Linked DNA regions of Homo sapiens: region 1 is linked to region 2. Evidence: read pairs that join two places in POLR2A ChIA-PET (ENCODE). Cell type or tissue: GM12878. All regions are shown on one strand. Links, peaks and the distances in the headings refer to the core of each region. The heading gives the core; the rest is flanking DNA. Region 1 overlaps RNF11 (ring finger protein 11). Region 2 holds the start of CDKN2C (cyclin dependent kinase inhibitor 2C).

The links. Peaks named below come from ENCODE experiments on the same cell type or tissue, not always from the same donor. Only the 100,000 strongest peaks of a DNase experiment are listed, where the experiment ranks them.
Region 1: POLR2A ChIA-PET joins it to region 2 with 5 read pairs; 12 of 35 experiments call an interaction of 5 or more read pairs at or near these places.

What each region holds. Positions count from the first base shown.
Region 1 is chr1:51,240,666-51,256,884 of GRCh38, forward strand. The region is part of intron 1 of RNF11 (ring finger protein 11); the gene reads left to right. It also overlaps the pseudogene RPS2P8. Among named protein-coding and RNA genes, the nearest start is that of RNF11, 13 kb to the left of the region's middle. In GM12878, for the core only: no CTCF peak of the experiment used is centred there; no DNase peak of the experiment used is centred there; H3K27ac peaks cover 662 bases.
Region 2 is chr1:50,967,652-50,983,870 of GRCh38, forward strand. It overlaps CDKN2C (cyclin dependent kinase inhibitor 2C), which reads left to right and starts at 2,594. Exons shown (of 2, transcript NM_078626.3): 1 at 2,594-2,846; 2 at 6,242-6,983. The coding sequence starts at 2,718. The coding sequence ends at 6,619. RefSeq lists silencers at 853-1,112, 1,663-1,932, 9,981-10,150, 10,381-10,440, 10,461-10,680, enhancers at 1,363-1,432, 8,801-8,850, 9,191-9,480, 9,551-9,660, 9,751-9,830 and a cis regulatory region at 11,112-11,621. In GM12878, for the core only: no CTCF peak of the experiment used is centred there; no DNase peak of the experiment used is centred there; H3K4me3 peaks cover 3,414 bases; H3K27ac peaks cover 3,371 bases; H3K27me3 peaks cover 311 bases.

The sequences.
Region 1 (16,219 bases), core at 4,203-9,202, 270 kb after region 2:
GGCAGGTATAGTTGCACTGCTTACAAGAACTCTGCATATTCCTAGTGCCATTTTTGCTTCTATATTGTAGATCAGGTTTTTTTTTGTTTGTTTTTTTGTTTTGTGACTGGGCCTCCCTGTGTTACCCAGGCTGGTCTCTCTCTGTATATATATGTTTGGGTTTTTTTGTTTTCTCTTTTTTGAGACCAAGTCTCACCTTGTTGCCCAGCTAGAGTGCAGTGGTGTCATCTTGGCTCTGCCTCTTGGGTTCAAGCGATTCTCCTGCCTCAGCCTCTGGAGTAGTTGGTACTACAGGCATGCGCCACCAAGGCCAACTGATTTTTGTACTTTTGGTAGAGATGGAGTTTTGCCATGTTGACCAGGCTGGTCTCAAACTCCTGACTTCAGGTGATCTGCCCACCTTGGCCTTCCAGAGTGCTGGGATTACAGGCGTAAGCCCCTGAGCCTGCCCTTTATATTTTTTAAATTTAAAAAATAGAGACAGGGTCTCATTATGTTGCTAGTCTCAAACTCCTGGGCTCAAGGGATACTCCTGCCTCAGCCTCTTGAGTAGCTAGGGTTACAGGTGCACTTCTACTCTGCCTGGCTCAGGTTTTAAAAAAAATTTATTTCCTTTAGAGATGAGGTCTTGCTGTGTTGCCCAGGCTGGAGGGCAGTAGCTATTCACAGGTGCAATTATAGTGCATTGCAGCCTCCACTTCCTGGTCTCAAAGGATCTTGTGGCTTCAGCCTCCTGAGTAGCTGGGACTACAGGGTTACACCACCGTGTCTAGCTGTTGTAGATCAGTTTTAAGGAATCCTAAAAAGTCAAATTCCAGTAATATTAAATACAGCAATTGGTTTACACTAAGTGTTAAGTGATTTAGGGGTTTTTACCGTGTATATATATCACCGCAAGATATTTATGTAATGGGAAAGTACTTGGGGGAGAAAAAGAAAGTACTTGAATCCCTATTCTTGAAGTATTGGATGCAAAGAGATTTAGGGTGTTTGTCAAATTAGAAAGTAGAAACAAATTTGTCGCACCCTCTACCCAACTCCCTTATTCCTAAATGTTTAAAAATAATACAGAGGAAATCTGCCCAGCGAAGGCAATCTTGGAAGGACAGTGAGTGGGAGGATAAGCCAGGAAAGGCTGAAGAAGGGAGGTCCATGAGAGGGGGAGGCCAGGTAGGCAGCCCAGCCCTGAAAGGCATATGTAAAACAGCTTGAGGTACCCCTGTGTCACTGTCAAGAGCTTTGTTATGTGCTAAATTGAGGGAGGCACTTTGTTAAAAGAGTGTAATATTCATTGAACAACAAACCATGTTACATTTTCTAATCTGAATATATAAAAATAAGGATAGGTGTCTCTCAATTTTGCAGTAGTTATATAGTTTGAGATTCGCCAGTCTTCTTCCCCGACCTATACTTTTTGATTGATACATTTGAAATTTTAAAATCCTGAGAAAATAAGTTTGTATAGCATTGAATGCAAGTATAGCTCTGCTTTTAGAGTCAGATTGTCCTGTGTTCAAATTCTGGCTCTGCCGCTTACATGTAAAATATGAAAAAGGAAAGAATTTATCAGATTGTTTTGGGGAGCTTTTTTGACAAATAAGAAAATGTAACATTTTGGATATTTCAAATTGTGTCTGCATAAAGCTTTCTTCAAGATACCTTTTTTTTTTTTTTTTTTTGGCTGGGCACAGTGGCTCACACCTGTCATCCCAGCACTTAGGTGGCAGAGGCAGGAGGATCACTTGACCCCAGGAATTCGAGACCAGCCTGGGCAACAAAGTGAGACCCCCATCTCTATTAAAATACCAAACAAAAACAAAAAACAAACAAAACCAAAAACCCTCTTTTGTTGTTAAAAGGATTGGTTTATCCTGTAGAATGCACTAAAAATAACCCCCTTCCTTATAAAAAATCTAGAATGTACTGCTTATTTTTAAGCATGCAATGCTATAATGTTTTGTGGGGGATGGGCTTGTTTTTTTTAGAGATGGAGTCTCACTTTGCCCAGGCTAGTTTCGAACTCCTGGGCTCAAGTGATCCTCCCACCATGTCTCCCAGTGTTGGGATTACGGATGTGAGTCACTGTGCCCTGCCTGTAATGGTATATTAATGCCTCATTTTCCTGATAACTTACGAAGTTAAATTTAGATAATTAAAGGGTTGTGTTTTTTTATTAGCATTTTGTTTAACATTTGGGTGGAAAATATCTCCAAATTTATTTCACGTATCTAGGCCTTATTATACAATTATTCAGCTTTTAACAATTTACCTTTTTGAAGTTTTATCCCTCCCCTTCTTTATGCTCAAGAAGTTCAGCCTTCTTATTGAGGGGCAGATCAACTAACTCCACCTTTGTTAATAAAGCCTTCACTGACCATTTTTTTCCTGTCTCTGCTGATTTGTCATGTACAGTTTTTTTGTGTTTGTAACATTTATCTGGAAATCATATATTGCCTTATTAGCTTTTGTTGCTTTAACAGTTGTTTCTCCACATCAGTTTCCTCAAGAATGAGAATGATACATTAAACTTGTAAGATATCTTAGTGGAGTAGAATGTTACCTTCCATATTGTAGACACCCAGTGAATATTTGATGATAGACTAAATTAGAACTGTGACTTCTTACCTTGTAAGGTCACCATCATAATTGTCCTCATCAGTTCTTACAGCAACATAATTGATGTCTCCTCCTCATTCATTTTATACCATGTTGCCAGATAAATTTCATCCCGGATCAGATCACTTGCCTCATAATCCTTAATGATTGTTATTATTATTATTATTATTTTTTGAAACAGAGTCTTCACTCTGTTGCCCAGGCTGGAGTGCAGTGGTGCCACCTCAGCTCACTGCAGCCTCCGCCTCCCGGGTCCGAGCAATTCTCCTGCCTCAGCCTCCCGAGTAGCTGGGATTACAGGCATGCGCCACCACACCCAGCTAATTTTTGTATTTTTAATAGAAATGGGGTTTCACCATATTGCTCAGGCTGGTGTGCAACTCCTAACCTCAGGTAATCCACTCACCTTGGCCTCCGTAAGAGCTGGGATTACAGGCGTGAGCCACCACGCCCGGCCCTTAATGATTCTTTATTAGGACTAACCACTGAAGATATCTGACTTAGCATTCAAAGTCATGATTTGGCTCTACATATACTTTTTCAGCTCTTCATAGCCTTGTGCTTTCTTTTATACAACCTGTATACTCCAGTCATACTGAGCAGTTTGCTGTATTCCATGTATGTCTTCTGCTTTCCTGTCTTTGCCCATTCTGTATCCATTGCCCAGAATGTTCTTCCTTAATCCTTCCCAGTCTCATTTCTAATATCCAGGGCCCAGTTCAAATGCCAAGAATCCACGAATTCTGATTTCTCCTACATACACTTTTCTTAATCTGAACTCCTTTATTCATGCACCATTCTTAAGACACTTTACCCTTTTAATTTTAATTATTTGTGACAGTGTCACATCTGCTCTTTTAGAATTCAAGTCTGGTTCATTTTCACATTGCTAGAACTACAATTTTCACAAAGCACGCACTTATACTTTAGTGAATGTAATGATCAGCATTTTGCTGTAAGAGTGTGCAATTGTATGGTTGTTAGTGTCTATTAAGCATTCCCAGAATCCTGTGCTTTAGTGTTTGGCCTATCACTTCTAATTTATAAAGTACGTTGAGCTTTGGGAAAGTTAATTTCATTATATATTTTTTGAATTTGTTTTTTTTTTTGTTTGTTTGTTTGAGACGAAGTCTCGCTGTGTCACCCAGGCTGGAGTGCAGTGGCGCGATCTCAGCTCACTGCAAGCTCCGCCTCCCGGGTTCACGCCATTCTCCTGCCTCAGCCTGTCCCGAGTAGCTGGGACTACAGGTGCCCGCCACCACACCTGGCTAATTTTTTGTATTTTTAGTAGGGACGGGGTTTCACCGTGGTCTTGATCTCCTGACCTTGTGATCCTCCTGCCTCGGCCTCCCAAAGTGCTGGGATTACAAGCGTGAGCCACCGCGCCCAGCCTGAATTTGGTTTTGTGTTCCATGAAGTTCAGCTTGCCTAGGTGACTTTTATAAATAAGTAACCAGTTATTTGTTATTTGTGTGACCCCATTGTTGCAGGATTTTTCTTTGTTTCTGCCTGACCTCTCATTCTGAATGTGCTTTAATAAAGGCTGATTTTTTGGCATTAAGATTGTATGCATCACTAAGAGTAAGATAGTCTGTTCAGAGTTTAATTCTAGAGCTAATTATAGGGTAACTTGAGAAGATGGAGATGGGATGGTGAGTTACTTGGTACATAAGATCTGAGCACTTGATTTTCTTAAAATATTTTTTAGGTAATAGTAGAAACCTTTGTTGCAGAATTTTGATCTTTAAAAGTTTTAATAGAAATACTTATGTAGATTGGGATTCTTTTTCTTTCTTTGAGACATAATCTTACTCTGTTGCCTAGGCTGAATGTAGTGGCATGGTCACGGCTCACTGAAGCCTCAACCTCACGGGCCCAAGCCATCCTCCCACCTCAGCCTCCTGAGTAGCTGGGACTATAGGCGTGCACCACTTTGCCTGGCTAATTTTTATTTTTTGTAGAGACGGGTCAAGCAGTCCTCCCATCTCAGTCTCCTGAATAGCTGGGACCACAGGTGCATACCACCACACCCAGCTATTTTTTGTATTTTTAGTAGAGACGGGGTCTCACTATATTGCCCAGGCTGGTCTCAAACTCCTGAACTCAAGCAGTCCACCCACCTCGGCCTCCCAAAGTGCTGAGATTACAAGTGTGAGCCACCATGCCCACCCAACAGCCTTTTTTTTTGGAGATGGAGTCTTACTCCATCGCCCAGGCTGGAGTGCAGTGGTGCAGTCTCAGCCCACTGCAACTTCTGCCACCTGGGTTCAAGCGATTCTCATGCCTCAGCCTCCTGAGTAGCTGGGATTAGAGGCAAGCACCACCACACCTGGCTAATTTTTTGTATTTTTAGTAGAGATGGGGTTTCACCATGTTGGCCAGACTGGTCTTAACTCCTGACCTCGTGATCCACCCACCTAGGCCTACCAAAGTGCTGAGATTACAGGCGTGAGCTACTGGGCTGGACACCAACAGCCTATTTTTAATAACCCATATGAGTACAGGACAGAAATACATCCCTAACTCTGTACCTGAAGTAAGGAAGGTAATACATAAAAGACATATTTGCAAACGACTTGAGGCAAGAAAAGAAATACAACACATCTCTAATTCTGATTGTATCTGCAATCAACCTCTTATCACTTCCCTCTTCATGTGCAGAATTTACCTTGGCTGAGACACAGTCAAGAAAGAAGACAGGTGGCCAGGCACAGTGGCTCACACCTGTAATCTCAGTACTTTGGGAGGCTGAGGTGGGCGGGTCACCTGAGGTTAGGAGTTTGAGACCAGCCTGACCAACATAGAGAAACCCCGTCTCTACTAAAAATGCAAAAATAGCCGGGTGTGGTGGCACATGCCTGTAATCCCAGCTACTTGGGAGGCTGAGGCAGGAGAATCTCTTGAACCCAGGAGGTGGAGGTTGTGTTGAGGCTAGGTTGCGCTGTTGCACTCTAGCCTGGGCAACAAGAGTGAAACTCCATCTCAACAACAACAACAAAAAAGAAGACGACAGGCTGTGTGCAGTGGCTCATACCTGTACACCAGCACTTTGGAAGGCCAAGTGGGAAGGATTGCTTGAGCCCAGGAGTTCGAAACCAGCCTGGGCAAAATAGCGAGATCTCGTCTCTACAAAAAAATAAAAAATTAGTCAGGTGTGTTGGCACATGCCTGTAGTCCCAGCTATAGGCTGAGGCAGAAGGAATGCTTGAGCTCAGGAGTTGGAAGGTATAATGAGCTGTGATGGCACCATTGCACTCCAGCCTGGGCAACAGAGTGAATGGGGGCATGGGGAAGGCCAGGTGTGGTGGCTCACACCTGTAATCTCAGCGCTTTGGTAGGCTGAGGCGGGAGGATTGCTTGCATCCAGGAGTTTGAGACCAGTCTAGGCAACACAGTGAGACTCCCATTTCTACAAGAAAATATTTAGGCTGTAAGTGGAGAGTTATTGTTTAGTGGGTAGAGTTTTCTGTTTTATAAGATGAAAAGTTATGGAGATGGATAGTTTAATGGCTACATAACTTTATGTAATACCACTGAACTATACACTGAAAAATTGGAGCTGGGCTTGTGCCTGTGGTCCCAGTTAATCAGGAAGCTGAGGCAGGAGGGTTACCTGAGCCCAGGAGTTCGAGGCTGCAGTGAGTTATAATTGAGCCACTGCATTCCAGCCTAGGCAGCAGAGTGAGACCTTATCTCTTAAAAAAAAAAAAAAAAAGGAAAAAATAATAGGCTGTAAACAGTTGATTCCTTACCAGTAACTTTTAATATTGAATTAACAAATATTTATGGTATTTTTAACATGCTCAGAGTTCAGGCTTTTTTCAGCTGTGATCTAAATGAAAGTGAGAGTGAGGTGGTGAGAGAAGTCAGTGGAAATGTGAGTGAAAGATTGAGGAAGAGCTGGCTTAGATAGCCACAGTGTGTAGTTATTTTTTTTTTTAGAGACGGGGTTTCACCTTGTTGCCTAGGCTGGAGTGCAGTGGCTATTCACAGGTATGATCATAGCACACTACAGCCGCAAACTCTTGAGCTCAAGCCAACCTCCTGGTTCAGCCTCCCAAGTAGCTGGGACCACAGGCTCATGCCACCACATCCAGTCAAAGTGTCTGGGTTTTTTGGTTTTCAATTAGGTTCCTCAGGTTAAATGGAAGTATGTGGTTTTTTGTTTTTTTGTTTTTTTTTTTTGTAAAGACAGTGTCTCATTATGTTGGCCAGGCTGGTCTTGAACTCCTGGCCCCAAGCCATCCTCCTGCCTCACCCTCCTAAAGTGAAGTGCTGGAATAACAGGCATGAGCTGCTAGGCCTGGCCAAAGTTGAAAAGTAAAGTGATAAGGGAGAAGTAAATGTATTTTATCCTCTTGGAGAATTTGCTTGACCTATTGATTTTTATATTCAAATTGGCCTTTTGAACTCTTAGATGAGTTCCTTATTTTGACAATGAATGCGTGTGTCCCTATCTTTTAATTAAATTGCCAGCCTAGAGTGTACTCCCAGGGGCCAAATGAGTAATTATCTTGTTACTTAATCTAGAAAGCATACTGTAAGGTAACTAAAGGATCTGAAAGTGTGGGAATGAAGAAAGCAACCCTCCAAATATATTTGCTTCTAAAACTCTTAAAATTTTCTGAACACTCATAAAGTTGAATGGCTTTAAGAAGAGTGAGACTTTATAATTGACCCAGTTAGTTAAAGTTACATGTAATTTTGTATAACAGTTTAAACCTTATTTTTGTGGAAGAAAAAGAAGCAGTTTACCATAATTGAGTAGCGAGGCCTTAAGGGTAAGAAATACCATGCTTGATACCTAGTTTCTTCTTTTTTTTTTTTTTTTTTTTTTGAGATGGAGCTTCGCTCTTGTTGCTCAGGTTGGAGTGCAGTGTCACGAGAAAATACATTTACAGTGCTATACTGTATTTTCTTTTTCTTTTTTTTTTTTTTGGCTTTGAGATGGAGTCTTGCTCTGTCACCCTGGCTGGAGTGCAGTGGCACGATCTTGGCTCATTGCAACCTCTGCCTCCTGGGTTGAAGCGATTCTCCTGCCTCAGCCTCCCGGGTAGCTGGGATTATAGGCGGCGCCACCATGCCTGGCTAATTTTGTATTTTTAGTAGAGGCAGGGTTTCTCCATGTCAGGCTGGTGTCGAACTCCCGACCTCAGGTGATCCGCTCGCCTCGGCCTCACAAAGTGCTGGGATTACTGGCGTCAGCCACGGCGCCCGGCCTCTAGTTTCTTCTATCAGTTAGCAAGTATGTTTTAAGCTCAACGGGGAAAGGAGAAATGATGAGTCTCTTACCCCTAGGAGCCTACAGTTAAGGGATAAGACATGAAGCAATTATGAGGTCAGCATGAAATAGTACATAATCAATTATTAAATGGTTTTGTATATAGTTTTGAAGTTGTGTGATCAGTTTGTGATAGGGCAGTGAATCACAAATGTACTTTTTAGCTTCTGTATCCTTTGGATAATCTTACTTGGAACTTGAGTATAAAAAATGAATAAAAACAACAGAGCTGCCCTGATTAAATTGAGTGGTGGAGCTTGGAGTCAAAAAGATAGCCTTCTGTATTCACAGGTTCCACATCCTCTGATCCATCCAATCACAGAAAATATTTGGGAAAGAAAACAATAAAAAATAATACAAGAGCTAATACAAATTAAAAAAATATATAGTGTAACTATTACATAACATTGTATTAGGTATTATAAGTAATCTAGCGATGATTTAAAGTATATGGGAGGGTGTACAGGTTATGTGCAAATATGCCATTTTATATAAGGGACTTGGGCATCTGAGGATTTTGGTGTTCAAGGATTTTGGAGTCAGTCGGGTCGGACTAATTGTTAGATGGTGGACATGAATTTAGAGGTCATTGAGTTGTGTAATTTTGTACAGTAAAAGTATGTGTGTGTAAATTTTAATTAAAATGTATTATACAGAAACTAGTGTATCTTTAACAGAATATCTTGAGTTTCTTTTGATTGACTGATTGATTGGTCGATTGATTGAGATAGGGCTCTCGCTGTGTTACCCAGGATAGCATTGGGCTCAAGTGATCTTCCTGCCTCAGCCTCCCAAAGCTCTGGGATTACAGGTGTGAGCCACTGCACCCAGCAGGTTTCTTAATTACGTAGGCTAGTGCACTTGCAAAATATAGCCACAACTATAATATAGTCTGTTTCCAAGCCCCCAAAAGGCTCCCTCCTGCCCCCTCCAACAGTTAGTACCTTTTTTCCAAAGGTAACTGTTGGTCCTTATGACCTCCTATCACCCATATTTGTTTTGTGTGGTCATGAATTTCAAACTGAATAACATTCTAGCATTCTTTGTGAAATTTGTGTTCTTACGTAATGGCAGTAGTTCACATTCTTTTTCATTGCTATGCAGTATTCAAAATTGTGTAAATATACCACATTTTACTTATTCATTCCATTATGTGTATTTGGGTAGTATCAATTTTTGGCTGTATAAATAAAGATGCTGTGAACATTATACCTGAGCACCTATTTTGAGTATATATCCAGGGATAGAGTTACTGGATAATGGAGCCACATGTATATTTAGTTTTTCCTGCAGCATTTTACTACAGAAATTTTCAAAAATAAACAAGAGTTGACAGAATTGTTTGAATACCCATATTCATTCCTACCACCTAGATTCTGCAGTAAACGTTTTGCTGTATTTGCTTTCACACATACCTATTCGTCGTTCTTCTGTCAATCTATCCTGTTGATGTGTTTCAAAAATAAGTTGCCAAATAGTTTTCCAAGTGGTTGCACTAATTTTCTGCTTGTACTGACAATATGAGAGTTTCATTTGTGCCACGTCTTCACCAGTATCTGGTATTGTCAATCTTTATTTTTGAAACTTTTTTTAGCTTTGAAGTATAATTGATATAATTATATATACTTATGATGTACACCATGGTGTTTTAATATATGTATACATCATGAAATGATTACCACAGACAAGCTAATTTACAGATCCTTCACCTCACAGTTATGATTTGCTATTGTGAGAATATTTAAGATGTATTTTCATAGCAGTTTTCAAGTATACACAATACATTATGCTAAGCTGTAGTCACTATGTTATACAACAGATCTCTGGAATTGTAGATCTGTTTTATTTTAGACATTTTAATAGGTGTGTAGAAGTATAGAAATGCAGTTGACCTTTGAACAACATAGAGTTGAATAGCGTGGGTCCACTTACAGTGCTAATTTGTTTACACAAGTATGTTGGAATTTTTGTTTGAGATTTGTGACAATTTTTTTTTTTTACGCTTAATTCGCTTTATTTTCCTTGTCTAAAAACCCTATGTTGTAGCCACAGCTGGAGCCTGGGTCCGCTGCACGGAGACTCTGGCGTGGGCCTTGATGAGGTGGTCAGTGAATTCCTGATCGGGAGACTTGGTAAATACAGTCTCCTTCCAGAGGTCGGGGGTCAGGTAGCTGTAGGTCTTAGAAATGGCATCAAAGGTGGCCTTGGCGAAGTTGCCCAGGGTGGCAGTGCAGCCCCAGGCTGAGGTGCAGCAGTCATCGATACCAGCCATCATGAGCAGCTTCTTGGGCACAGGTGCGGAGACAATGCCAGTGCCCCTGGGTACAGGGATGAGGTGCACCAGTGCAGAGCCGCAGCGGCCTGTCACCTTGCAAGGGACGGTGTGGGGCTTGCCAATCTTGTTCCCCCAGTAGCCTCTGCGCACGGGGACAATGGAGAGCTTGGCCAGGATGATGGCCCCATGGATGGCGGTGGCCACCTCCTTGGAGCACTTAACACCCAGACCGACGTGGCCATTGTAGTCCCCGATAGCAACAAACGCCTTGAACCTGGTGCGCTGGCCAGCACGGGTCTGCGTCTGCACTGGCATAATCTTCAAAACCTCATCCTTGAGAGAGGCCCCCAGGAAAAAGTCAATGATCTCTGATTCCTTAATGGGCAGGGAGAAGAGATAGATCTCCTCCAGGGACTTGATCTTCATGTCCTTCACCAAGCAGCCCAGCTTGGTGACGGGCATCCACTCCTTATCCTCGGCCTTGCCTCCGCGAGCTCCGCGGCCTCGGCCCCGGCCCCGTCTACGGCTGCGACCCCGGCCCCGGATGCCACTGCCGAAACCTCCGCGGAAGCCACCGCAGTTCCCCATCCCAGGGCCTCCGGGCCCCCCCCCGCTGCACTGGTGTCATCCACCATTTGGTGTTTTCTCGGAGAAGAAAGGATTTGTGACAATTTGAATAAACTTAGGTGATTCTCATTTTTTGAAATATCAAAAAATTAAGGTATGTCATGATGGATGCATAAAATATGTAAATACTAGTCCATTTTATCATTTACTACCGTAAAGCATTCACATCTATTATAAAAAATTAAAATTTGGGCTGGGCATGGTGGCTAATACCTGTCATCCCACACCTTTGGGAGGCCGAGGCAGGAGGATCACTTGAACTCAGGATTTTGAGACAGCCTGGGCAGGAGAGCAAGACCTCATCTTTACAAAAAATCAAAAGAATTAGCTGGAGCCGGGCGAGGTGGCTCACGCCTGTAATCTCAGCACTTTGGGAGGCCAAGGTGGGTGGATCACTTGAGGTCAGGAGTTTGCGACGAGCCTGGCCAACATGGTGAAACCCTGTTTCTACTAAAAATATAAAAATTAGCTGGGTGTGGTAGTGCATGCCTGTAATCTCAGCTACTCAGGAGGCTGAGGCAAGAGAATTGCTTGAATCCGGGAGACAGGTCGCAGTGAGCCAAGATCATGCCACTGCACTCCAGCCAGGGTGACAGAGCAAGACTCCATCTCAAAGCAAAAAAAAAAAAAAAAAAAAAGAAACAGAAAAAGAAAATACAGTATAACACTGTAAATGTATTTTCTCTTCCTTATGATTTTCCTAATATTCTTTTCTCTGGCTTATTTCGTAAGAATGCAATATGTTATACATGTAACATACAAAATATGGGTTAATCAAGTTTGTGTTATCCATAAGGTTTCTTTGGTCAACAGTAGCTTATTAGTAGTTAAGTTTTTGGGAAGTCAAAGTTTAGGCCATGCATGGGGCATATACCCGTAATCCTAGGTATATGTCTTGGGAAGCCAAGACAGAAGCCAAGACAGCAGATCATTTGAGCTCAGGAATTCGAGACCAGCCTGGGCAACACAGCAAAACTCTGTTTCTATAAAAAATACAAAAATTAGCTGGATGTGGTGGCGGGCACCTATAGTCCCAGCTACCTGAGAGGCTGAAGCAGGAAAATTGCTTGAGCCTGGGAGGCGGAGGTTGCAGTATGCCAAGATTGCGTCATTGCACTCCAGCCTGGGTAACGGGAGTGAAACCCTGTCTCAAAAAAAAGAAAAATTATATGAAGGTTTGCGACTGCACTGGGGGTTGAGACCCCTAACCCCCATGTTCAAGGGTCAACTGTATTTCATTGTGGTTTTAATTTGCATTTTCCCAGTGAGTAGTAGAGTTAACCTTTTCAAGTGCTTTTTGGCCTTTCGGGTATTGTCTTTTGTGAAGTCTTTTGTCCAGTTTGTGTGTGTGTGTGTGTGTGTGTGTGTGTGTTTGGGGGGGACAGAGAGTCTTGCTCTGTTGCCCAGGCTGGAGTGCAGTGGCGCGATCTTGGCTCACTGCAACCTCCACCTCCCAGGTTCAAGCGATTCTCCTGCCTCAGCCTCCCAAGTAGCTGGGATTATAGGCGCCCACCACGCGCGGCTAATTTTTTTGTAGTTTTAGTAGAGATGGGGTTTCACCATGTCAGCCAGGCTTGTCTCAAAACTCCTGACCTCGTGATCCGCCCGCCTCTGCCTCCCAACGTGCTGGGTTTACAGATGCGATCCACCACGCCCGACGTTGTCCAGTTTTTAATTGGGTTGTCTGTCTGTTAAAAACTTGATTTGTAGGAGTTTAAAGTATATTTTACTAATAAAAAAGAATGGTAATTGTTCTCTGCATAATATTTAGAAAATAAGGCCGGGCACAGGGGTTCAAGCCTGTGATTTCAGTGCTTTGGGATGCCAAGGTGAGAGGATCCCTTAAGGGAAGGAGGTTGAGACCAGCCTGGGCAGAATACTGACACCCCATCTCTACAAATAATATAAAAAAGTTAGGTGTGGTGGCATGCACCTGTAGTCCCAGCTACTTGGAAGATTGAGGCAGGAGGATCACTTGAGCCCAGGAGCTCGAGGTAACAGTGAGATATGATCACACCACTACACTCCAGCCTGGGCAACCTCAAGATCCTGTCTCTTAAAAAAAAAAAAAAAAAGGAGGTGGGGGAAACGAAATAAAGAATAGAAGGAAAGTAGAGATTGTGTTAGATCCTAGAATGTGAAGATAAGTAAAATGATCTCCATGTTCTCTGTACCCGCGTTCTAGAGAGGGATGTAGGTAAATGGATATAAAATACACTGCCATAAATTTTATGAAGAAGAATGTTTAGGGTGCTATAATTTGCTCAACACTTCATTATTTTTGCTTTCTTGATATTTTAAATAATACTATGAATGTTTAATCGATAAAACACTTCTTGTTTTAGAATATTTTATTTGTATAAATTTTTTTAGGAATTGCTGGATCTTGCCAGGCACAATGACTCATGCCTGTAATCCTAGCACTTTGGGATGTGGAGGCGGGAGGATTGCTTGAGCCTAGAAATTGGAGACTAGCCTGGACAACATAGTGAGGTCCCATCTCTAAAAAAAAAAAAGGGAAGGAATTGCTAAATCAAAGGATGTGAGGATTTTAAAGCTCTACACGATCAATCGGATCATCCTAAATAATTTATCGAAACAGTGGAAAAATATGTTCCACAATAAAGCATACCTCTTTGGTGACCAAAATGTGGCATTGATGAATATTGGGGGGTTCCCCCTAAAACTTTAACCCCCTTTGTGTTGGCACATTCATGAGATAATTCTGTTGATTAGGTTATAGTTTTTTTTTTAAATCAAAGAATAAAACATGGTCTCCTTGATTAGAGTTAGATATTCCTTGCTTCCTTGAATGAATTCCTTTTTCTTTTTCTGTTTTTGAGATGGAGTCTTGCTGTGTTGCCCAGGCCTGTAGTACATTGGCACGATCTCCACTTACTGCAACCTCTGCCTCCCAGGTTCAAGCAGTTGTGCCTCAGCCTCCCGAGTAGCTGGGACTACAGGTGTATGCCACCATGCTTGGCTAATTTTTTTGTATTTTTAATTTTTTTTTGAGATGGAGTCTCGCTCTGTCACCCAGGTTGGAGTGCAGTGGCAGGATCTCGGCTCACTGCAAGCTCCATCCCCTGGGTTCAAACGATTCTCCTGTCTCAGCCGCCTCCCAAGTAGCTAGGATTACAGGCGTGTGCCACCACTCCCTGCTAATTTTTGTATTTTTAGTAGAGAGGGGATTTCACTATGTTGGCCAGGCAGGTCTCGAACTCCCAGACTCAAGTGATCTGCCCACCTCGTCCTCCCAAAATGCTGGGATTACAGGTATAAGCCACTGCACCCGGCCATTTTTTTGTATTTTTGTAAAGGCAGAGTTTCGCCACATTGGCCAGGCTGGTCTGGACTTCAGGTTGCCCTGGCCCCTTAAAGTGCTGGGATTACAGGCATGAGCACCCAGCCTAGTTCCTTTTTCAAATGAATAGCACATAAGTATATGCTGGCTCTTACTAACTTTACTCTGGGAGAAAAAAACATAGCTCCAATTTTCTTTTCATTATAGGCTCTTTCTTGAATAGAATACTTGCATAGAAAAGCAATAGCTTATACATTGGTGAGGGGAGTGTTTACATTGCCCCCAACATACTGTTTAATGCATAACATACATTATTTTATTTAATTATCACATAGTATCTGTAAAGAGGAACTATATTATTTTTAATACTATTAATATGCTATATAATATGTATATATATGTTTCTACTACTTATATATCATGCAATGTGTACATTATAGCTGACATAGAGACTCAGCAGTTTGTACTCTGGATAAGTTTGTTACATTTAATTTTTTATTTTTCTTTTTAGTGACAGGGTCTCACACTGTTGCCCATGCTTGAGTGCAGTGGCACAATCATAGCTCATTGCAGCCTCAAACTCTGGGCTCAAGCGATCCACCTGCCTCAGCCTCCTGAGTAGCTGGGACTAGAGGTGCATGCCACCACACCTGGCTAATTTTTGTCTTTTTGGCAGAGACAAGGTCTCACTCTTTTTCCCAGGCTGGCTTTGAATTCCTGGGCTTAAGCAATTCTACCTTGGCTTCCCAAAGTGTTGGGATTACAGGCGTGGGCGACTGCACCCAGCTGTGTTTCACTTTCTTGCTGGTGTTTTTGGAAGCACAAAAGTGATTAATCCTGATAAAAACCAGTTTGTCTATTTTTTTCTTTGGGGAGCTTTTGGTATGTTCAAGGAGGGGGTCAAACTTGATTCTTCTGCATGTGACTAGCCTGATGTTCCAGCACCATTTGTTGAAAATAGTTTTCTTTTCTCATTGAATTATCTTGGTATTCTTGCCAAAGATCAGTTGTCTATAAATATGAGAGTACATCTCTGGACTCTTCTGTTCCATTGGTCTATATGTCTGTCCTTAGGCTAGTACTGTACTGTAGCTTTATAAGTAAGGTTTGAAATCAGAAAGTGTGAGTCTTTTTTGTTGTTGTTGTTCTCCCTTTTCAGGATTGTTATGGCTATTCTTAGTCCCTTGTATTTCCATGTGAATTTTAGGATCAACTGTCAATTTCTGCAAATGAGCCAGCTAGAATTTTGATAGAGCTACATTTAATTTTTTTTAATGAACCCACATTGAAATATTCAACGATTGCCAAAACATTATCACCCCAAACCCACTGTTTATCTTAGAGTTCATTCTTGGTGTTGTACATGGATTTGCCATGTATAATGACATGCATCCACCATTATAGTATCATACGTGTAGTTTTACTGCTCTAAAAATTTTCCGTGTTCCATCTGTTCATCCCTCCCCCCAACACCTGACAACCACTGATGGTTCTATTGTCTCCATAGTTTTGCCATTTGCAGAATGTTGCATATTTGGAATCATACAGTATGTAGCCTTTTCAGATTGGCTTCTTTCATGTAGTAATATGTATTTAAAGTTCCTCCATGTTTTTCATGGCTTGATAGCTCATTTATTTTTTAGTGCTGAATAACATTCCATTTGCATTGATATACTGTAGTTTATCTATTTACCTATCGAAGGACACCATAGTTACTTCCACATTTCGATAGTCATGAATAAAGCTCCTGTAAACATTTGTTTCTGGGTTTTGGTTGGATGTATTTTTCAACTCCTTTGGGTAAATACCAAAGGGTGCAATTGCTGGATCAAATGGTAATAATATGTTTAGTTGTGTGAGAATTATCAAACTGTCACCCTAAGCATACCATTTTTGTTGTTGTTGTTGTTGTTATTGTTTTTTGAGATGGAGTCTCGCTGTCACCCAGGCTGGAGTACAGTATGGCGTGATCTCAGCTCACCACAACCTCCACCTCCCTGGCTCAAGCGATTCTCGTGCCTTAGCCTCCCGAGTAGCTTGGATTACAGGCACGTGCCACCATGCCCAGCTAATTTTTGCATTTTTAGTAGAGACGGGGTTTCACCATGTTGGCCAG
Region 2 (16,219 bases), core at 6,848-11,847:
TTTAAGAGTATAAAAATACAGAAAGCAATAGTTAATTAATCTCACATAGCTAAAAGAGGAAGTTAAAAGTACTGGAAATTGGTGTCGGATGATTAAATAAAGGATTAGGAGAGAGACCATTCTAGACACCCTCCCCAACCCCACATCCCCAAAATCCAAGCCACTTCTAAGTAGTGAGAGAACTTCGGCAACCAAGAAATGGCTTTGTTAGAAAACACTTCACACGACTTATTTTAAATTTTGCTTTAAATTTAATTGCTTTTCTCCTTTTTCTCTAATAATAGGACTATTTCGCAGTTTCCAGTCCTTGATTAATTAAGGCTTCAGAGTTCGTTCTTACATATGCCATGTCTTAAGTTTTCATAAAATTCAGTCTACACAAGACTTGCTTTTTGTGAGCACTGTGCTTAGTGGCAGTCCGGATTTTTCCCTCCACCCCCGCGGCCACCCCTGCCCACCGCGCCGTCGGGCATGGATCTGGCAGGTGCGAGGCCGAGGCCAGGGCTCAGCGAAGGACGCCGAGTTTACAGAGCGCGCGCGCCTAGAGGAGGCAGCAGCAGCCGCAGCCTGGCCGCCCGAACTTTGCGAGCCTGGCGGGGGAGCACAGAGGCGGGCCGACCTGCCCCGCTAGCGCTGAGGAACGACTCCCTTTATGCCAGCTCGCTGTCCGCCTTCCCGCAGCGTACGCTGCGGAGCCTCAAAGACCCTGCGGCCCTCCACAACCGTCTTAAATAACAAACCCCTGTCCTCGCCCCCGTAGGAATTGGGGCAGCTGGGGGTTCGCGTCACAGACTCAAGCCCGCCAGCAGAAGGGCAGGCCGGACTTCGCGGGGCCGAACCCCGCTCCAGCTGGGGACAGGCCGCCTAGCCGGCAGGAGGGAGCCGGCGCGAGAGACTTGACGGGAGGAGGTGGAGAGCGGGAGGCGGGAATGAGGGCGCGGGACCGGGCGGGCGGAGCGTGCGAGACTGCGAGCGCGAGCGCCAGCAGGGCGGAGGGCGGGGCGTGGGCGGCGCCCGGCCTTCCCGCTCCCGCGGCGCTGCAACTCTGCCGAGCCTCCTTAAAACTCTGCCGTTAAAATGGGGGCGGGTTTTTCAACTCAAAAAGCGCTCAATTTTTTTCTTTTCAAAAAAAGCTGATGAGGTCGGAAAAAAGGGAGAAGAAACCGGCACCCTCTCTGAGAGGCAACAGAAGCAGCAATTGTTTCAGCGAAAAAAGCAGCAAGGGAGGGAGTGAAGGAAAAAAGCAAAAAAGGGGGCGACACGCAAGTGCCTGTAGGGGTGAAAGGAGCAGGGACCGGCGATCTAGGGGGGGATCAGCTACAAAAGAAACTGTCACTGGGAGCGGTGCGGCCAAGGAGGAAGCAGTGCTGCCAGGCTCTGCTCCAGGGCACAGCTGGCTGGCGGCTGCCCTGTCCGCAGCAAAGGGGCACAGGCCGGGGACCGCGAGAGGTGGCAAAGTGGCACCGGGCGCCGAGGCTGCTGAGCGCTCGCCGAGACGGCGACCGGACTGGCTGCCCCGGAACTGCGGCGACTCTCCCTACTCAGAACTTGGCCTACGTTTCCCAGGACTCTCCCCATCTCCAGAGGCCCCCACAAAACCGGGAAAGGAAGGAAAGGACAGCGGCGGCAGCAGCTCAATGAGTGCCTACAGCAGAAAGCCTGAACGAGCTCGGTCGTAGGCGGGAAGTTCCCGGGGGGGCTGCCCAGTGCAGCCGCAATGCTGCCGCGAGCTGCCCCAGCAGTCCGGGCTCCGTAGACGCTTTCCGCATCACTCTCCTTCCTCGGGCTGCCGGGAGTCCCGGGACCTGGCGGGGCCGGCATGACGGGCTTCTCGGGGGCCCGCCGCACGCCCGGCAGCCTCCGGAGACGCGCGCCGAGCCCGGCTCCCACGGCCTCTGAGGCTCGGCGGGGCTGCGGCTGCCTGGCGGGCGGGCTCCGGAGCTTTCCTGAGCGGCATTAGCCCACGGCTTGGCCCGGACGCGACCAAAGGCTCTTCTGGAGAAGCCCAGAGCACTGGGCAATCGTTACGACCTGTAACTTGAGGGCCACCGAACTGCTACTCCCGTTCGCCTTTGGCGATCATCTTTTAACCCTCCGGAGCACGTCAGCATCCAGCCACCGCGGCGCTCTCCCAGCAGCGGAGGACCCAGGACTATCCCTTCGGCGAGACGGATGGAAACCGAGCCCCCTGGAGGACCTGCCCCTGCAGTTCTGCCTCACACGGCTCAAGTCACCACCGTGAACAAGGGTGGGTGAATGCCTTTTCTTCCCCCTGAATGTCTTTCCTTCCGCGGTATTTTCTGCCCCGATCTATAGTCCCTTGAGTCTCCACACACACTCCTCACAGAGATCTGTAGCGTAGGTACGTGACAGCTCTGCCTACATCTGACGTCCGGAGTCATTAACCAGGAATGTATGTGTGTCTGTGTGTCTCTCTGTGGAGTCGTCAGAATTCTTCATAGGGGTTAAGCTAAAAAAGCGAGGCGAGGAGCCCCTCTCCAATGGCTCAGTTTTGCTGAATAATCACGTGTGAATCGAGGGGCGGGCTTTTGGCAGGCAGATCTTACTAGTATTTACTACCAAGCTCTACTCCAGATTAACCATCCCAGTCCTTCTGTCAGTCTCCGATGCCATCATGCAGCCTGGTTAGGAGCAAAGGAAAGGGGAAAAAGAAAAACGACTAATTCATCTTTTCCTGATCGTCAGGACCCTAAAGAATGGCCGAGCCTTGGGGGAACGAGTTGGCGTCCGCAGCTGCCAGGGGGGACCTAGAGCAACTTACTAGTTTGTTGCAAAATAATGTAAACGTCAATGCACAAAATGGATTTGGAAGGACTGCGCTGCAGGTTGGTATTAAGAGAGGTGGGGAAAACAAGTCAATAATGTTGCCTACGTGACCCGGGTTTCTAGATTTACAGCTTTTAAGCTTTCAGGGACATAAAATTTCACTGTTTTTAAACCTAGTTGGTTGCCATATTTTATATCTTTAAGTGGATGCAACTTCTCAAAATGACGTACTTTGAACAAACTCCTCAAATCCAATAACATCCTTGATATCAAGTGGGGTCCAGATTTGGTCTTAGTTTTTGGAATGTTTTTGTGACGGTGGGGATTTTAAAGTAGTCAGTGTAGGGCCGAGGTTTGTTTGTTTTGTTTTGTTTTTAAAGACAGCTCTGTAAACACATTATTATGATTATTATTTGAAGTAAATACACTGCTATTAGTGGTTTTACGTACTTTGCCCCCAATAATAGACTTTAACGTTAATTTTCTTGACTACTGATGAGGGTGTTTTTCCTTCAAATGCTTCAAGTTTTGACAAACGACCTTTCCTCGTTTGGAATGGGTGGCCTGGGCACCGGGACAGGATGTACATTTTACAGTTAATGTAATACCATCCACTCATTCAGGAGTCGGGAGGAATAAAAAGTTGAATTTTCTAATCAGAGCTCAGCTGCAGTGTCTTTGTCTCTACGGTCATGCCGTGGTGTGCTCTAATTTTCAGTAATTAGATTTACAGGCAACAATTGACACATGTCCAGCTGCCAAGTATTGTACCTGATAATTTTTTTCCTCTTCTGAATGTTATCATGTAACTTAGGTGAAAGGCTTAGAAACAGAAAAATGACAAAATAGTTTAAAATAGTTGCTTTATCAGAGTTCTGATGATATTCTTATGAGCTATTCTTATTTGGAAATGCAACACTTGAAGCTGTTTTTGAAAACCCAGTGGGGAGAGGGTTTTTAGAGGGCTTTGTTTCGGTTACAAGAATTAAAAATTTAAGTGCCAAGAGATATACTATTAACAAACAAAGTCCATACAGTCTGTACATTTTCAGTCAGAATACACTGGCCTTGCAAAAATTTCAGTATTAAGGAAGTTTATGCACAGATACTAAATTATTTATCTTGTTATTGCTGCTACATTAAGTAATGATTTTTTTTCCTTTTTCTACCTAGTAGTTTTGAACAGGTTTAGTGATGATAGCAAAGTAACAAATTTAATATATTGAAAAGTTTCCTTTTGAAAACTCAAAAGATTATATAAACTTCACAAAGAATGAACTACTTAACCCATGTTCATGATAAGATTTTACAGGATTTTTGACGAACAGGAAGACTGGGAAATTAATAATATTCTTTTAAAAAGTTTTGACAAACATTTTTAATACAACTTTGCAATCTTGTTTATATTAAACATACTTATCAAGATACTAACACCCACTTATTGTGGCTTAGTCCTTGTACATATAACGAAACACACACACAGAAACTGGAGTTTCAAGGCTTATTTTCAATATGTATAATCCTGACTCTGAAGTTGTGTCATAAGTCAAGAAATAACTTTCTTCAAAACCGTTTCCAATATTGCTATTATTTTCTGTGAAAAAAGGTGAATTTTCTTCTACAATTATGTTTATTTAACTCAATTTCAAAAGCCTTTTCCACCTTCCTAGTGTACATTTTTCTATCAGGTTAATATCAAAGGCCTTAATCGTATGTTTGCTTTACGAAGATCCAAGGTATCTGTCTCTTATTTTTCTCATTCCAGGTCCTTAAATATGACTAAATCTTTAGGGACAGTTGTGGTCGTATCAATTTTTAATAACCAAAAAGTATGTTTCATTGAAGTTCTTGAAATATAAATTATGTATCACTGTTTACCACTGCTCCAAAGGAAGAGCTAAAAATCAACAGTTTTATCAACAGGGGAGCTTAATATCTTGTCCATCTATGTAGTTTGCATTTACAAAATATTACTCATTTTAAATATATTTTGTTATTTAATGTGTGATTAGATTTTTTTAAACAAACATTTAAAAAAGATAGAACGACTTTGTATTTTCCATTAGCATTTAATTTCATAAACATTGAGTGTCTATTATACAAGATATTTATTATAAATTTAGATTATTATGGATATACCTAGATATAAATAAACCAGTGTAAATTCTGAAAATGTGTGGCATGTTAATGAAAGTAATATTTTTTCACAACTAAATTATATGTATTTTATATTTGCATGCTGTTCTACAAGATACTTTATAAGAGACCACTGTTAGAGTGAAATATATTCAAACAATAGTAGATAATCTTTGTTATGTGAATTATTTGTATGTTGATAGCAAGTGTTAATACCACATTCTGACTTTTAAAATGTTGGCAGTTTACAAATAGCTGTTCCTTAAATGCTTGATAATAACTGAAAAAGGAACTAACACAGGATCACCAGTTGATTATTAAATGAGCTCAAACCACAAGACAAGGCTGTCCGTGTCCCAAAACACCCATTAAATATCTTATTTTTTCTTCTTTTGCTCATTTGAAAATCAGGAGGCTTGTCAGAACTTTGAGAAACAGTATATAATGTAATAGGGTGACTATTTCATTATTTTCAAGAACAGTTGTCCTACAATAATTTCCTACTGTGATACAAGGCATATCAGGAACTTAGTTTTATATAAATTGATATCATAAGCAATTTAGAACACTGTGGCTTATTTAACACCTTAATAATCAGTACTGTTTTGTAACTTAAAATGAAGGATTCTAAACATTGAATACACCTAGTAGCCAATATTAAATAACTTGCAAATAAAAAATATTTTTAAGAAATGCTTGGAAATTTGGAGCTATATCTATTTGGAGGGAACTTGTAAAAATTGATCATTTAAGAAAATATCAGGCCTGGATTTTTAAAACATCATTTTTACACTCACTCATGGAGTTGGTTTAGAGAAACTCAACATCCTTATTTGTTTGCAGTAGCTATTTAGAAAATAAAGTTTAACCACATATGATTTTCTAGAATTAATACCACAGGCACATTTTATGAGCATGAACAATCAAACAGAAGGAGACTCTTATTTAAATCCCAAATTCCATTTCTGTTATTTTAATAAATTCGTGAAATTACACAACTCTTCATGGAACATAGAGAACAGAATTGTTAGCAAATGCTATACATGTTGCACAAATTCTATCTTATTGATCAATTTATCCTACTTTTGGGCCCATTTAAGACGTTCCATCATAGAAGCTCAATTTTTAGAAGTTGTCTTCTACTTTCACCTACTAGCACTTTTCTGCATTTGACCCCTTCAAGCCCCATCCTATGGGTCTTCCGCAAGAACTCCATCAAAAATAAATAGTTACATAAATGGAAGGACAGGCAGATATTTTAAAATATCTCTGTAGCATATGCACTTGAAGGATTCTACCATTTCTACTTCTTTTCCAGGTTATGAAACTTGGAAATCCCGAGATTGCCAGGAGACTGCTACTTAGAGGTGCTAATCCCGATTTGAAAGACCGAACTGGTTTCGCTGTCATTCATGATGCGGCCAGAGCAGGTTTCCTGGACACTTTACAGACTTTGCTGGAGTTTCAAGCTGATGTTAACATCGAGGATAATGAAGGGAACCTGCCCTTGCACTTGGCTGCCAAAGAAGGCCACCTCCGGGTGGTGGAGTTCCTGGTGAAGCACACGGCCAGCAATGTGGGGCATCGGAACCATAAGGGGGACACCGCCTGTGATTTGGCCAGGCTCTATGGGAGGAATGAGGTTGTTAGCCTGATGCAGGCAAACGGGGCTGGGGGAGCCACAAATCTTCAATAAACGTGGGGAGGGCTCCCCCACGTTGCCTCTACTTTATCAATTAACTGAGTAGCTCTCCTGACTTTTAATGTCATTTGTTAAAATACAGTTCTGTCATATGTTAAGCAGCTAAATTTTCTGAAACTGCATAAGTGAAAATCTTACAACAGGCTTATGAATATATTTAAGCAACATCTTTTTAACCTGCAAAATCTGTTCTAACATGTAATTGCAGATAACTTTGACTTTCTTCTGAATATTTTATCTTTCCTTGGCTTTTCCCTTGCTTCCCCTTTTGCCAATCTCAACACCCAAGTTGAAGACTTTGTTTTTAAAATGGTTTGTCCTGATGCTTTTGTCTAATTAAAACACTTTCAAAACAGGACAACATTTTTCTGTGATTTTCCCTCCTTTAGAACCCATACACAACTTATCACTTGCTAAGGAGAACTGTACTAAAAGTTATTGAATGTCTTAAGTCTTTACACTAGAAAAGGTAGACCAACTGGAAAACTAGACATACTCTCTTGATGATTCAGTTGTTTTCATCCTTTACCCATGTCCCGTCCACCTTGGTGCCTAGTATTTCTGCTTTAAAACAAAATAAGGACAACTTTTTTTTTTTTTGAAGATTAAGCCTGAAATTTCAGTGTGAATTTCCCTTAATGTCCAATCTTCCCTTTTTCTCGACATTAAGTCAAATAGTTGAAGGACAGAGTTCAGAAGTAGCAATCTGAAAACATATTTTAGCTCTAAAGTTTTAAAAGAAAATGCCACCTTAAAAATGCTTACCACTAATGGATTTTTAATCACAAAATGAAGCAAATGGTTAAATAATACACTTCCCAAAATTATATCATAAATACACTAAGTGTAATGTGGACTTTTTCTCCCTGAGTGTAAGAAATGTAAAATTACAAAATGTTTAAGCATTAAAGTGCAAATATCAATCTTTAGGCAATGAAAAACAGCGAGACAAATGTATAAATTACATATAAAGGTCATAACTATTTCAGAATTTGCAGAATAATAAATGTAGAAAGTTTTAAAATAATAAATGAGCAACTCCCACAAATGGTACTTAATTTCCACAAAACTTTTTAGTAAAAGAGTATACAATCTTTTTAGGAGCACATTTACCTAAAAAAAATTTTTTAATTTTTAAATTTTTTTTAAGGAAGTAGAAATATTAAATTTCCAAGACAATTTTCTAGCATCTACTACTTGGTCATTTTAATTTACACTTTTCAACAACAGATTTCAATACAGTTATCATTTGCAAATTCATACATACTTTATTCATCATCTACCACATGATCAAAGATGTTTTATGTGAACGTTCCCTCCTACTTCATAAGCTCTCTGCCCTCACTCCAAAAAGAATAAAATGCCTCAAGGTTTATTGAAGGACATGGTTCTGATGCCTGACCTAACAAGGATTGGAATGGCTGGGTGGCAGGCAAGTGGTTTTCAATAATTTATTTTCCATGATAGTATAAAAGAATATAGAAAGAAAAGATTAATCCTTTTAATTTTGCAGTAAAATTTACATTCCCTAAGTGCAAAAAGACCTCATCCTCTGACACCTTTAACCACAAATTACTAAATAAATTTATTTTTGATGGCAACAAAATTGAAACACTTATTTAAGAAAAACAGAGATTGAGGTGGTTTTGAAGTAAAAGTGTCATATTTTGGATTCTAAAATGGAGTCAATATACAAAATATACTACTTTGATAAGCCGAATATTTTTTAACAGAACACTAACTGAAAGTAATTTTTTTAAAAAACCCTCTTACAAGTTACAACTGTAAAGATGGACGGTCATGATTTTAAAATCCAGTTTAATGGACTTCACAGCATCCAACATGTCTCGGCATTTACTTTATTTAATAGAATAAAATTTCCCTTTAGAGATTTCAAATATAAAAGCATAGGACATTCATAAAGCAAAAGAGGAGTTACTTCTGCAGTTGCTTTGTTCTCGGGTGGTCGGAGCACAATAGAGGGAGAGGACGCTCTATCTTTTCATCAGTCTAAAAGTTGTTAGGCATTAAAACATCGCCATATTACTCTAGCTCTGTGCGGGAAGTAGCTTTGCTAATCTAAGTATTTTAGAAATGAGTTATGTGGTCCCCTCTAGGAAATATGAAAAGCCATTATTCAATCTCAAAAACCTCAACAATATTCTGTAAGCCTCTTGAACATGCCGAAATGTATAGGATGGATGAAACGGTGCTGCTGGGGACCTATTTTTCAGCGACCTGAGGTGGGGAGGGAGGGGTCTGAACTTATTCAGATGCAGAGAGTGGGGATGCAAGTGCTAATTAATGGAGTGTCCAGAGCTCCAGGAGACGACGCTGTTGTAAGGATGGAGGATACAAAGCAGAGGATGCGCTCTCAAATTCAGTTCTTCACCGCTGCGTCCACATTCACGTCGGGAAACTTGGTCTCAGCCTTTGCCCAGGAAGCTGAAGCCAGGCTTACACCTGGGGGTGGAGGGCACTAACATGACCTCGGTTCAAGTTCTGGTCCCCGAACTGCTAAACAAAGTGTCTTTTATCACATTTTGGTAGTGAATTAAGTTTTCTGATAAACATTATGCATCTTGCAACGGTGTGATGAGTTCATGTACACACACACCACAATGGGCGACTGATCAATAAGTAGGTTAAGTATTCTGTCCCGAGAAAGCAATATGATGTATTTCCCTTATCGTATTGATCAAAAGAACGTTGTGGATGGAGTCCGTGGCCCAGGACTGGTTTCGAAATCTCAGTTCCCAAAAAGGTGCTTTCGGCTTTTGCCGGGGGTAGAAGTAAATAGTCCATAGGCGCCGGGCAGTCACAGTGCTGGAGCAAGAAAAGGTCGTGCTCACAGCCTTCCTGGCTGCCCTAAGCAACCTTCATCAAAAGGCTACGGGGGAAAGTCCCTGTCTCGGTCTCTGGAGACTGTTCTGCTTTTATATGGCAGTCCCATGAAAACAGCTCCACGCAGGAACCTAGTGAGAGGCAGGAAACAAATTTCCCACCTGAGACCCCGGGTAAAGCTCTGCCCATAGCCAACCCAAGCCTTCCACGGAGGGGCTGCGAAGACATCTTTTCTGTCCCTCTGAAACTCCTTCTCCAGACTCCAGCTCCAACTCCCGGGGCCCTAGTGATAGGAAGCTGGAGCCCAGAGCTCCCTCAGGGCGCGCAGAAAAGCCAGGGGTGGGGGTGGGGGAGCTTCAAAACCGTTAGCTCGCGTTTTTTCCCCCTCCCTCGCTAAGGTTTCTTTTCTTTTCTCTTCCTGTCCAAATATTTCAAATTTCCGCGCCTTAAATAACAGTCTCCTTTTATTTAGTTAGTTTCCTCGGCAGGTTTGGCAGCCCGCTTGTCTCTGCCCCCCTACGGGCCCGGGGCGCCTCGGGCGCCTCGGTGCTGCCTGCAGCCCCCGCGCGCTGCCCCCAGCCCAGCTTGCGCTGTACGGAGCGCGCCCGCCGGAGTCACAGCCCCCTCCTGCCGCGACCTCGCCTGACCCGGCTGTCCGGGCACCCGGAGGCAACTAAGGCCGCCCCCTGCCCAGATGCCGGCCTGCCTCTCAGCTTGACTTCCCTCCCCGGACTTTGGAGTGTCTTCTGCGTTAGGATTTGGATCCCAGTGGCCCTGGAGCGGCAGAAGGGCCGCGGCGATAGGAAAGCAGCGAAGGAGGCCAGTGGCCGGAGTCTGCCCCAGCCCCCACCCGCGGGTAACCTTGGAGGCGCCCTCGGAGTGAGTGTGTGCGCGGCCGCGCGGCCGGCCGGGGCGAGCAGGAGCACCGCGCCGCGGGCAGGAGGCGGGAGCGGGGGGGCGGGGAGGGGGAGCGGGCGCCGGCGCCTCCCGGCCGCCGGCGCAGCGCCCCGGGAGCTGCGGGTTCCCCGGGCGGCCAGGCGACCCCGGTCCTGGCCCTCAGGCAGCGGTCCCCGAGGAGGCGGCAGCCATCCCACTGGACGGTTCTGGCGACCTGTGCCTGAGGACCGGGGCCGGAGGGCGGCCAGGGAGCAAGGGCCAGCGGGCCGGTGAGTGCCTAGCTCTTCGCGGAGGTGAGCTGGCGGCGGGACGCAGCGGGGAGGCTGAGCAAACGGCGCCCGACCTCGATGCCAGCACTCCCTTCCCCTCCCCCCATGACAGCTGAGGACAGCCGGGCTCTGAGCCTCGCGTCCAGTTGCGAGGAGGCAAATGCCTCTCTGGCTTCTTAGCCCCTCAGACTATTCGGGAAGTTGACCTATGGTTTTGTCGGTCCCCCCCCCAACCCCACAAATTACTAGACGCCCAGGACTGACAATGCACGTTCAATTCCGAAAGACCCTCCTCCCGAAACACCGTGAACTGCAGGGCTCGGGTGCGCAAAACACCTAGAAAGGGGTCTTTTTTCAACCCGAAATAGTTTTGAAAATCGAGTACTGTAGGGATCATCAGCGACGCCTCAAAACAATTAAAAAAAAATCCCCAGATCTGGACACAGACTTGCTAAATTAAGGTTCCAGTGAAATGTTTTGTCATTTGCTCTAGAAACATTGTGCGAGCTTCAGGTGTTAGGATGTGGGTTTGGAATTTTCTGTGGTGTCTTTAATCCTCAAAGACATTAAATAACAGCGTGGTTACACCCCCCGGCAAGCGAGCAAAGGTTATCCTTGCCACCACAGCACCTGCAGAAGCACAGTGGAACTCACATATTTTGCTTCCTGAGTTCTAAAATGGCTTCTGAACAGTCCAGAGGTACCAGCACATAGGAGCAGGGGGACCGGAGACCGGGAGAGAGATTGTACATTTAAAAAAACTACGCAGATACTATTACACTTCAATTGTTCCACCTCACCTTTCTCCCCCAGCCCTCATCCTCATCGGACAAGGAAGAATTTTAGTGTAGGCCTGTTCAATAATTCTAAATACAGCCTTTTTCTTTTCTCTCATGTCTCCCCCCACCACCAAATAAAAACAAAAACAAAAAACAACCAGCCAAAAACATCAGCTCTTTGGGGGAGGAAGTAAAAAACCACCAATCCTTATCCAACTACACGTCATTTCTTTTGAGCACTAAGAAGAAATGCTACATACAACCAATGCTATGAAAGAAATAATTTATCAGGACTTCATACGCATTTAATTTGGTATAATTAAAGTGATATTGTCTTTTAACATGAAAATAATGGGACAGTTTCTGAAACTGATGCATGAAAAACTCAAAAATCTTCCTGGACATTTTTGGAGACAGAAGCTTCTGCTCTTTTAATTTTCTAAGTAACTAAGAGTAGTTACTTAGAAAAAGCTGATACTTTATCTTGACCATATAAAGCAGTATCATGCGAATTTTATTTTCATTATGTGTCTTAGATTTTCAGATTAGTTGTATGAATAGTGAAAGATCACATAAAAAGGAAACTGCCAACATCTTTTAATGTTGAATTTTTAATTTAGAAATGCAACTAAATTATTTATCACAACTCTATTAAAATACAGTCCACTCCCTGTTCCTTCTCAGTGGACAGTCTGCACAACTGGCTGGTAAAGAAGTTTGTCCTGAGCTTAAAATTTATGCTTTGGAAACATTATTTTCTAAAATAAAAAAAAAACTTACTGATTTTTAGGAATAATTATTCTATAATTTGGCTACTCCGTACACAACTAATGTAACAGTATATCCTGTCTTACATTTTGGAACTTTTTTGGCAATTCTTGTTCCATAGTTTTCTCCTTCTGATAATTTTATTAAAAAGTAACTGTCCTCAGTGATATATCAGCATTCTGATACCGATTCTGCTAATTCAGGCACTTCACACCAAACCTATACAGGCCATTTAAAAATGAACATGTATTCTTATTTTTGTCAAACTTTGGAACAGCTGTGAATAAATACTAACAATTGAAAGGCCTAGAATAATTAATTTGCAAATCAGCAATAATGTTATAGTGTGGTGATGATTCAAGATGAAATAAAAACTCATATATTAGAAGAATAAATAGGATGAAATTGTTAAATTAATCAGCACTTGATGATTAACAGGATAATATTCCTTGTTTCAGTATTCACATAGACAATACTGTATACTGTGGTGTGCTTTTTAACTATGAAAGATAACATTTAATAATCGTGAGATATAAAAGTAATTGATCACTCCAGAGTATCTTTTTCAAAACATAATTAAAAACAATGGTTTACAAAATATTTCACTATATTATCACCTATAGTTTTGGCTGTCCACCCCACTTTTTAAAAAAATTTCTCTGTATATTTTTTTGTCTCCACATTTTAGGTGATGAACAAAAGTAGCATGTAGATAGAGGTTTTCAATACTTCTTTACTCCTGATTCTTCAGCCACCTATTTGCCTGTTCACAAACATTACTTCAACTTTTAAAGTCATGTTTAATGATGCTAAAAGTAGTTATTATCCCCATTAATTCAAATTTATCATAGGCCTATGAGTGAAAAAGCATTCAGCCTATATTGTATTTAAAATAAAGTTAAGTGAAAAAAAGTGTACATTAGATTACATCAATTGTGTATTTATGTTTGGCATATAAATTAGTTGAAATGTTTTATAATATTTAACATTTCAATACATGCTAACATTTTCAGCATAGAATTAAGATCTAGAAAATCTTAATTTGTGATCTTCAGAAAATAACATTTTAATTTGTCATATTGATAAGACTAATCATTTTAAGAAAATGTTAATTTGTTAATACTTTACAGAAAAATATGAGGAAAAGACTGTGGTATGAAATCCAAAGCAATTTTTTAAAAATAAATTACTCCTACTGGTAAATTACATATTTTAATTGTATTGTTGTTATTTTATAGTTACATTTTGCACTTTGTATGTGGACCAAAGCTTGCTATGTTTATCCATAAGTATATAGTTGGTACTAACCAGTTAATCAAAATAATGTTGTTGGTCCTGTCCTATATGAGTATCCTTATGTATATGTGGATATGCTGAGATATTTCTTACTAAAGTTCAGTACTGAGCAAATGGATGTGGAACAAATACTATCAATTCACTTCACATTACTATTTTAAGATGACAAATTATGATCTACTAAAGAAATATAAACTGATTTTTTTTAGATATAGGTTAAATCATTTTAATTAATGATCCTGGGAAAGATAGAAATTAAAATCTTAGAACTGAAAACACCAATGCAGCTCCTCATTCTACCTAAGTTAATGTTTCAAAAGCTTGTCATGAGGCAAATATATTAAAAAGTCACTTATCCGCAATTTAGAAATTTCAAACATTAGAAAAGAAAGTATGACAGTGACAAGAGGAACAATGAATATTTTAAAGTTTTAGATAGCAATGCCTATAGGTTAATTTAATATTAATTACATGGTGGACAACTTGCTAAAGAATCCAAAAGCAAGGACAAAAAAAGACCAGTAAAAGACATTTGCCCAAGAATCCAAAAGCAGGGCAAACAAGACCAAAAAAATTTCCTTCATTATATCACAATGGTAAATATAAACAAATTAACTTTCTTGGTATGAAACATTTTCCAGTTTTGTGGGAAGTTTTTTTATCATTTTCATTTGGATAATGCTTTTGAAACACATAGTAGAAAAACACACTACTTGATATATATCATGTATAAATTACATACATAATTTACATGTTTTACTAACATACAGCAGACACATATTCCATCTAAAAATAGCAAGCACAACATCATTCTGAAAGGGTGAGTGGATACAGTTGGACATCTGGACTAGACTGAGGGACTATTCAATGTGAAGCCGGAGTAGGGCCACATAGGAGAGAGCACTGAACTGACTGAAGGCTGGTTAATTTGCCCAAGACTGATCAAAATGACTCTGAGCTAGTATAAATTGCCTGCAGTTGTTTAAATATACCATGCCCCTAATGGAAAAGCAAATAACTGTATAAAGACAGTTAACAGAAAGAATATATATATGTCTTTTTAGTCCAGAGGGACATCACAGATGTCATAGAGAAAATATTAATTTGGCAATATAATAGAGAATTGTACATAACAACATCAGCTGAAGATCAGTGATTGCTTTCATTTTCTTTTAAAAAGGCTTATTTATCATATTTTAAAGGTTCAAAATGCACAGTTCTTCAACTATATGACTACTATCTATAAACAATGCATATTAACTTATTAATATTCTAATTTTTAAAATTTCCTCAAGAAATATTCCAGAACACTTGTTGGTTCATCAAACCTTATTGAAAGATCTTGCACCATGCCCTAAGATCAGCAAGTAGAGGTTTTGGCTTACCAACATAAAAGAATTTTAAAGATTAGTGCCTTCTAAGGAAAATATTCTGTTTTGAATTACCAGGATGGAGATCTGGGAATTTTTAGTAGCACTTTTTTGTTTTCCACAAACAAAGATATTATCTTTAAAATCAATGTACAATTAATTTATCATTTCTACAGTAAAGTCATGTTTTATATCATTGTTTTGAGTTTAAATACATAGAATTTAAACAATAGAACAGTCTATGGCCATTGTGAGGTTTCTCTACTCAGCAACAGAACATGCTGAAGAGAAAGCGGATTGAAATATCCGACATAAAATTCAAGCTATGGAACAACGATACTAAATTACCTGATAGAAAAATCACCTCACACAAAAATCATCTACTAATTTGGGGAAAAGGAGTGGTGAAAAAAGCATTTAAATATCTTTCCATTAGATTAAAAGATTACTGTCTCCTATCCAATATTGTAGGAGGAAATAAAATCCTAGATATTTAGGAAAAGGATCTGAACATGCTAAAAACAAGTGGTCTGCATTTACAAGTGTGATGGTGATTGATCTGAGAGGATGATCTGAAGATGTTTTAATGTAGTTGTGAATATGTTCGCATAGAAGAATGCTAAAAACTATTGAATTATATTGAATTTTGTCATAATTTATAGGCTATTAAATCATATTTATACAAAAAAGATACTTTGATAAATGTCTTTTCTTGGTACTTCTTAATTTATTCACTTATTCATTCAGTGTATATTTCAGTGAGAGAAAAGAAACACATAAGCAAGTTAATAAATCAATATTTATTTTGCATCTGTATGACCTAGTTTAATATTTAAGACTCCTTCATGGATTGGGCTTTATTATCCCATTTTACAAATCAGGAACTCAGATTTGATGACGCTAAGTAACTTGTCCACAGTCACAAGCTAGTAATTTATAGCATAAGGATACAAACTGGTGTCTTTTTCTACTGCACTATGGCCAGATGGAAAGATCTTTCAGGAAAATTACCACAAATCCATCAACTCAACAATCACATATTAAGGACCCATCATTATGGTCACTTAATAGGTTTACAGTCTTGGGACTAATTATATCTGAGGCTTTCCACATCTGTGAAATGGGGGTAATAATACCTAATTTGCCATGTTATTGTAAATAATAAATGAAATGTGTGCAAAGTTCCTGGTACTCAGTAAGCCTTTAATAAATGACAGCTATTACAGGAATACACAGTAATAGAAAATCCATGCTTGACCTCAAGGAACTTAAAAACGATTTGGGTAAATGAAGTTTACATATGGCATACTAAAGCAACTGGAAAGTAAGCAGGGTATAAGCAAGTGCATAGTAGTGTGTGGTGCACATTGC